Linked DNA regions of Homo sapiens: region 1 is linked to region 2. Evidence: chromatin contacts called from ENCODE Hi-C or POLR2A ChIA-PET data. All regions are on one chromosome and are shown on one strand. The core of a region is the stretch at or near the end of the contact, and the rest is flanking DNA. Distances in the headings are between cores, read along the strand shown.

Region 1 (4,029 bases), core at 509-3,008, 120 kb after region 2:
GGTTTTGGACCAGCAGCATCAGCATCACCTTGTTAGAAATGCACTCAGGCCCCACCCCAGAGTGACTGAGTAAGAGTCTGCATTTTTGCAGGCTCCCTGGTGATGCATCTATATATTAAAACTTGAAAAATCCTGCATTCAATGCTCTGTGTGCCCTGGAGTAACAGAAATCAAAGTAAGTTAGGCGACTGGTTCCAAGTTCCCAGACTATGATGTGGGTGATGGGAAATGACTGATTCTTGCAGCTTCATGACATAGGTTGAGTGGAGATAAACTCTCTGTGAAGACTCAGTGCCTGGCCGACTACAGGGTCAGGGAGCAGCGAGTGTGGTGAGCCACACCGCTGGTACTGTCCATGCCTGGGCTTGGTCTGGAGTGGGGATCAGGCTTGGGATATTCCTCCTCTGGCAGTTTTCTGGAGCTAGATGGGTAGCTTTAGACAGAAGCAGGAGCTGCAGGCAGGGCCCTGGGGATGGCTGTCGATTGTGCCTTCCATCTTCCCTTCTCTCTCTCCAGGTTGGGTGGGCACACCTGAGGTGCATCCATGAGCAGTGGACACACCAGAGTCAATATCACCTGCATTTTTCAGCCAATAGACACAAGAAAAAATGCTCATGATCACTGGCCATCAGAGAAATGCAAATCAAAACCATAATGAGATATCATCTTATACCAGTTAGAATGGCGATCATTAAAAAGTCAGGAAACAACAGGTGCTGGAGAGGATGTGAAGAAATAGGAACACTTTTACACCATTGGTGGGACTGTAAACTAGTTCAACCATTGTGGAAGACAGTGTGGCAATTCCTCAAGGATCTAGAACTAGAAATACCATTTGACCCAGCCATCCTATTGCTGGGTATATACCCAAAGGATTATAAATCATGCTGCTATAAAAACACATGCACATGTATGTTTATTGCGGCACTATTCACAGTAGCGAAGACTTGGAACCAACCCAAATGTCCATCAATGATAGACTGGATTAAGAAAACGCAGCACATATACACCATGGAATACTATGCAGCCATAAAAAGGATGATTTCATGTCCTTTGTAGGGACATGGATGAAGCTGGAAACCATCATTCTCAGCAAACTATCGCAAGGACAAAAAAACCAAACACTGCATGTTCTCACTCATAGGTGGGAATTGAACAATGAGAACACTTGGACATAGGAAGGGGAACATCACACACCGGGGCCTGTCGTGGGGTGGGGGGAGGGGGAGGGATAGCATTAGGAGATATACCTGATGTAAATGATGAGTTAATGGGTGCAGCACACCAACATGGCATATGTGTACATATGTAACAAACCTGCACGTTGTGCATATGTACCCTAGAACTTGAAGTATAATTAAAATATATATATATATATATATATAACCTGCATTTTCAGCAGCAGAAGGAAGTGGAGCTTACTTCTCCAGTCGACTTGCCACTGAACACTTGGTTGTTAAAAAAGAATCCTTTAAAACTGTTTGATGTTTTGGACTAAATAAAGCTATGCTCCCACTCCAGTTGAGTTTATAATGGAGTCTAATTTTATAAAGAAGCCAATTAATGGCTTTGTAAATATAAATGAAAGGATCCCTGCCTTTTTCTCTTGACCAAAAGGCCGCAGAAGTAAGTCCTGTAAAAATGTCAAATTTTGCTCTAAAGAATGGCAGGACTTCTTCGATGAGAATAACAGGAAATGACTCACAGAGGGCACTCTGAGGCCGCACAGCCATACAAAGGGGCCCCCTGCGCAGTAATGCCTGGCTGCTGGCCCCGGCCAACTGCAGAGAGGAAAGTGCCCCGCCCACGATGGAGGATGCTGTCCATCTCCTCTAGGCAGGGGCTTCTCAGTGGGGCCCCAGGGACTGCTGGCATGCTGGCTTGTAGAGATGAACAACACGTGAGGCTGAGAGCTGAGGAGAGTCAGGATTTGATGCCTCAAGGAAAACTCATCTAGAAATAATGCTAAATTACCCACACAGAACTATCAGTCTAAGGACTATTACCTGTATTGGACTCTCTCTAGCTCTCATCTCCATCCCACTGGACAAGTTGGGTAGGGTTTATTGCAGAGCAGGTGGAGTTCTGGAAGATACCTCTCCTAATTTCTTGTGGACTAACTCAGGCCCGAATCTTTTATTCTGCCATCTAGCTCCCTATCTGCCTCCCTTGTACTTCCCTTCTTCCTTTTCTCCTGTAATCCTTTTTTCCTATTCCCTCCTCAATCCCTGGGCTCTGCCCCATCCAAGATCTCATTGAGATTGGGGGCTCTACCCTGGACTTCCCTGATTTCCAAGTGATGGGTCAGAAGATATTCAGAGGGAACATACCAGTGCAACCACAGCATTGTTAAAATATAGAACTTTTTCCATAGCACTGGTTAAGTGGCAGCCACAGTGAGCCTCAGTATTAATCAGAAAGCAGAATCTGTCTCAGATGGTTCAAGAAACTTTAGTAAAGTGACTATTTCCAGAAGTATAGATGGAGTTACATTAATTATCTATGCTATGTAACAAATCACCCCAATACATTGCAGCTTAAAGCAACAAATATTTATTATCTCTCACAGTTTCCAAGAAGTGAGAATTTGAGAGTGACTTAGCTGGGTGGTTCTGGCACAGGGTCTCCCTCACAAGGTTGTCGTCAAGCTGTCTGCAGGGGCTACAGTCATCTCTTCATCTCAAGACTTGCCCGGGGGCTGCAGGAGCTGTTTCCAAGCTCGGAATTGTTAACAAATTGCAGTTCCTTGCTGGCTATTAGTTAGGCTTCATTTTTTTTTGCCATGGGGGCCTCTCCATAGGGCTACTCGCAACCTGGTGGCCTGCCTTCCCCAGAGTGAATGATCCAAGAGAAAGCAAGCCAGAGGGCAGTCAAGACACAAGTCTCAGTCTGACACCCCCATTACTACTGCTGTCTGCCTCAAACCAAGGCATACAAAACAAACCAGGGATGATGTGGGAGAGACTATTCAAAGGGATAAATAGCAGGAGGCAAAGACCAGCAGGGGCCATCCCAAAGGCTGGCTATCCAGGAGTTAAGGATGTTAGGCACTCAGAGACTAGCAATAGCAGGAAACCATTTCCATCCTTAGACTGGAAGGGGAAAAGGAAGACAGCATTGCTAGAGCCCAGGAAAGCTGGAACAATGGAAAAGGAGTGCAGGACAGGATTTGTAGCACTGGAGGAATATAGCCACTGCTAGAAACACAGCCTGGAGCAGGGAGGAAGCAGGGAAGAAAAACCCTGACTGCTTCTCTTCCTTTCCTTCTATCTCTTGCTGGTGCCTCCCATTGACTTAACCCAACTGGAAGTCAGTCAGCAAGGAAGTCCAGCTGATGCAGCCTGAAAGGATCTGTCTCTCTGGATACAGGTCAAGGAAGAGAAAAACAGATAATGAATCTGAGGTGGGAGTGTGGGTAAATGGATTCTAACCAGCACCCCTAACTGTTCCCTATGCCCTCACCCCTAAAATGTCCTGGGATCCAACCTCTAAAGGGCGACACCCAGCTACATCTCTAATCCAGCCACCCACTGCCTTCCTTTTGGCCAATCTCCAAGGACCCTCTCGCACTCAGTGACATTCCATTCTGTTTGGTCAGTGCCCAAGCCTCACCAGAGATTAAATATTTTTAAATATCACCTCTGGCTAAAACAGACAGCAAAGGAAATAATTTTAACTAAAGCAGAGAAGGATGGCCCAATGAGAGTCAAATGAGGGAGTTCGGTCTTGAAATAGGGAGAACCCATGTTTCACACACTAAAGCAGCCTGAACCAGGGCAGAAACAGGCTCTATATCCCACGGGGAAGGGTGCCCCTGGCTAAAAAAGAGCTGCCATTTTGGATTCGGAACAAATCTCTCAGCACCACCAGCATTTAATCTGTGGTTTGGCATGCTTTGTTGGGTTCCAGTGGTGGGGTGGGGGGCAGGGGACAGATCAGCACACTAAGCCCATGTTCCCAGACAGAACATCCTCCACACCTTTGTCTGAAAGCTGTTCTCTGCATAGCAAAAGGCTATGGAGAACTTGA
Region 2 (3,659 bases), core at 1,160-3,659:
GCCTCACATGGATAATCTGCAGCTGGGGCAGACAGGTGCTGTGCCTCTCCAGCAAAGTCTGTCCACCCAAGCCCACCTCCATTCCCACTGCTCAGCCCACTAGCCTCCCAAGTAGTCTCCAGGCCCTAGTACTGCACCATGCATCTATTCTCCACTGCAAATCTGATTATGATCATGTCTTTCTCTTACTCCCAAACATCACTGGTACTTTATCACCCTCAGGATAAACTCCATACTCTGTAGCCTGTGTCATATGGTCACAACCTACTTTTCCAGTCATATTTCACCCACACATTCTACCCAAATCAAATTGTTCCCTGAGCATACTTGTGTCTGTGCCTTTGTTCAAGGTCAGCCTTTAGCTAAGACGGGCCTTCCCCAGTCCTCTCGCAGCTCCTTGGTCCTGCTCATTTCTATGCCCCACATCTAATGCCACCTCCCATAGGAAGAATTCTCAACCACCCCACCCCAAGAGTGGAAGAAGGCTCATGTCTCTGTGTCTCCAAGATACTAATTGCCCCCAGCAGTGCTCAACACATTCACCCTTATAATACATTTATTTCCATGTGTGTCTTGTCTGCTGAAAGACTAAAGTGTAAGATCCTGGAGATAGTGAGTATTTATTCTGTGCTTCTGTTTCTTACAAAGCACTTCATAAGACAATCCTGTATTCAATAGTTAGATGTATAGCAAATGGAAGAAAAATAGGATCATTGGGATGGCTAGAAGGAAAGAAAGAAAGAAGTACAGCTGGATGAAAAGTTGAAGGGTGATTGCATAGAGGGATGAATTAAAGGATACAATGATAAATAGGATAGATTTAATGTATAACATGAATACTATAGTTAATAATAGCATATTGTTTTCAGTATTTTTGCTCGCTGAGTAATTATAGCTGCTCTTGCCACAGGGGGAGAAATGGGTAACTATGTGAGATGATGGATATGTTAATATGTTCCACTATAGTAATCATTTATATATATATATATCTTATAACATCATTTTGTATCCCTTAAAAATTGATATGGTTTGGCTGTGTCCCCACCCAAATCTTATCTTGAATTCCCATGTGTTGTGGGAGGGGAGGGACCCTGTGGGAGGTAAGTGAATCATGGGAGCAGGTCTTTCCCATGCTGTTCTCATGATAGTGAATAAGTTTCATGAGATGTGACGGTATTATAAGGGGGAGTTTCCCTGCCCAACCTCTCTCTTTGCCTGCTGCCATCCACATAAGACGTGACTCGCACCTCCTTTCCTTTTGCCATGATTGTAAGGCTTCCCCAGCCATGTGAAGCTGTAAGTCCAATTAAACCTCTTTCTTTTATAAATTGCCCAGTCTTAGGTATGTCTTTATCAGCAGCATGAAAATAGACTAATACAAATATATACAATAAAATATATTTTTTAAAATTTTAAAAGATAACAGACACAAAAAGATGGATAGGATAGATAGTTGAATGGAAGGATGGGAGAAACAAACAAGAAAGGAAAAGTATGAAAGCAGGGAATAGTGAATGGATAGATGAGATAGGTGGATAAGAGAAGGATGGATGGCTGGGTAAAATGACTAATGCATGAATGGAAAGATGGGGAGCTGGACAGAATAGATGAATGGAATAAATTAGTGAATGACTGGAAGGTTGATAGGATGGATGAATGGATGATGAATGGAAGGGAAAGGGATGAATGAACAGATAAGTGGAAGAAAGGAAGAATAGATGGATAGGTTGAAACAAGAATGGAAAGATAGAAGAATGAGTGGATAGAAGGATGAGTGAGTAGAAGCATGCTTGGATGGAAGATGCGTGAATGAGTGAACAGAATGTTAGATGATTGGACAGTTGGATAGAAGAATGAATCAAAAGATAGAAAGATATAAGGGTTAAGGATGATGAATAGATGGAAGGAAGTTTAGAATAAAAGATTGGGCAGAAGAGAAGAGGGAAAGAAGAATGGGAATGGATGGATGGAAGGGGAGGACTGATGAAGATGTACAGCTGGAAGAAATAAAGATGGATGGATGTTTGGGAGGAAGGAAAAAGGAAGACTGAATGGTTGGATACAAAAGGTGAAATGTATGGAAGGAAGGATGGATGGTTGGAAGGAAGAATCAGTAGGAAGATGGATGAAATGAGTGCATGACCGTTTAAGGTGATTAGGACTGAGACTGGTGAGATCAACATAAGCAGGAGTGACTGTGCCCCCAAAGGGGTGGGACACCGGAATAAATAATTTTCCTTTCATTTATGAATAATTATTTCATATGCACAGAATTATCACCCATGACTCAGATTTCAGGCCTCACAGCTAATCCTTGTGGTACAGTGGCCTGAAGCTGCTAGTGCATTGGCATCAGGGAAGAAGAGAATTGAATGCACAGGCCTGCTATGGAGGACCTGCCAGCACAGGAGGCTGGACAGAATGTTCTGTGCTGAACCTCATCCAGCTTCAGGAGGCAAGCACCAAATACAGACACATTTCCTGACACCTCTGCTGGGCAGACCTTGCTGCTGGCAGCTGCTTGAGTGGGGCAGGCAGAGACCAACACAGCACATGCCTCACCCTGCTTGCAGAAACCCTCAGCTATGCGGCAGTGAACAGATAACTCAGTTAACCATGCTGCAAAGCAAAGAAGGTAGTGGCCTAGACAGTGATAGTGCAATGTGGTGGTTAAGATGAGGAAGAGATGACTGAGGAATCACATGTCTGATGTGTGAGAAGCACACAGTCAATTCTCTAATGCAGGGATTACTGGCCACAGGTTACCATGAGTGTGAACACATGAACTCCAGCTCATTACCTCTCCAAATGCGCCCTCTGTTCTTTTCAATGCCACTGGGGAGGAGGCAGCAGTATAAGCTCAGTGGTTCTAAGCCATGGCTGCACCTTGGAAATGCCTGGGAGCATTTATAAAATACAGGTGCCTGGGCACCACCCAAGACCAATAAGATCAGAATCTCTGGGGTAGTGGTGGTCGGTCACTGCATATTTCATAGCTCCCCAGGTGATTCTCAAGTGCAGCCAGGTGTGAGGACCACAGAACCGCAGGTGGGAAGATTCTCTGTGCTCACAGTTCATGGCTCCCCAAGGTCCAGAAGACCCATCTATGGATGCAGGGCCATAAGACCTCTGAGAGCTGCATGTGTCATCTCACTTTGGATGTAAAAATGCAGAGGATTGCAGGGATCTTTCTGAATGGAGACCTAATAACTCACCTAACAGTCACTATTGTGTCACAGTCACATACTGCCTGGACTTTACCACTCATGGGTGTCAGGGCTATTCTCAGACTCCTCACTAAATGCTCAAAACTTTTCTTTGGAGTAGCCCTTGAGGGCCAGGTCTCTGAGCTTCCTTTGCCCTAGCTGTAGCCAGGAGTCAGAGGGGAGGACCCCAAACCCCACGTGTTCCCACTGAGCCACTCACATTCACAATGAGGAAGTCCAGCCAGCACCAGGCATTGGTGAAGTACTTTTTGAAGCCATAGGCCACCCACTTAAGCAGCATCTCGAACACAAAGATAAAGGTGAAGACCCTGTCAGTGTACTCCAGCAAAGCTTTCACCGTGGGCTTCTGGTCCAGGTAATAGTCTTCAAAGGCCTGGAAGGAAGAAAGGATGCAGAATGGCAGGCTGCCTGGACCCACAGCACTGGGGCCCA

The links. Hi-C counts contacts between places; a loop is a spot of excess contacts on that map. ChIA-PET counts read pairs that join two places held with the same protein, here RNA polymerase II (POLR2A). Pooled maps may share reads with other maps.
Region 1: a map of aorta shows a loop between it and region 2 (2.9-fold over the local background). The contact joins two enhancer-like sites. A Hi-C loop is called at or near these places in 5 of 168 maps with a recorded cell type or tissue (aorta, ascending aorta, endothelial cell of umbilical vein and 2 more) and 5 of 50 pooled maps. POLR2A ChIA-PET finds 5 or more read pairs at or near these places in 1 of 52 experiments (Panc1).

Annotation. Positions count from the first base shown.
Region 1 is chr3:38,832,558-38,836,586 of GRCh38, forward strand. No RefSeq gene overlaps it. Among named protein-coding and RNA genes, the nearest start is that of SCN10A, 18 kb to the left of the region's middle. RefSeq lists a silencer at 1,750-1,829 and an enhancer at 3,948-4,029. Within about 2 kb of position 1,759, at least 5 of the 41 ENCODE cell types and tissues checked have a DNase peak (open chromatin) inside an H3K27ac peak, as active enhancers do; they include heart right ventricle, where a contact is called at or near this core.
Region 2 is chr3:38,715,227-38,718,885 of GRCh38, forward strand. SCN10A (sodium voltage-gated channel alpha subunit 10) reads right to left here. Exons shown (of 28, transcript NM_006514.4): 21 at 3,427-3,600. Among named protein-coding and RNA genes, the nearest start is that of SCN5A, 67 kb to the left of the region's middle. Within about 2 kb of position 2,410, at least 3 of the 41 ENCODE cell types and tissues checked have a DNase peak (open chromatin) inside an H3K27ac peak, as active enhancers do; they include heart right ventricle, where a contact is called at or near this core.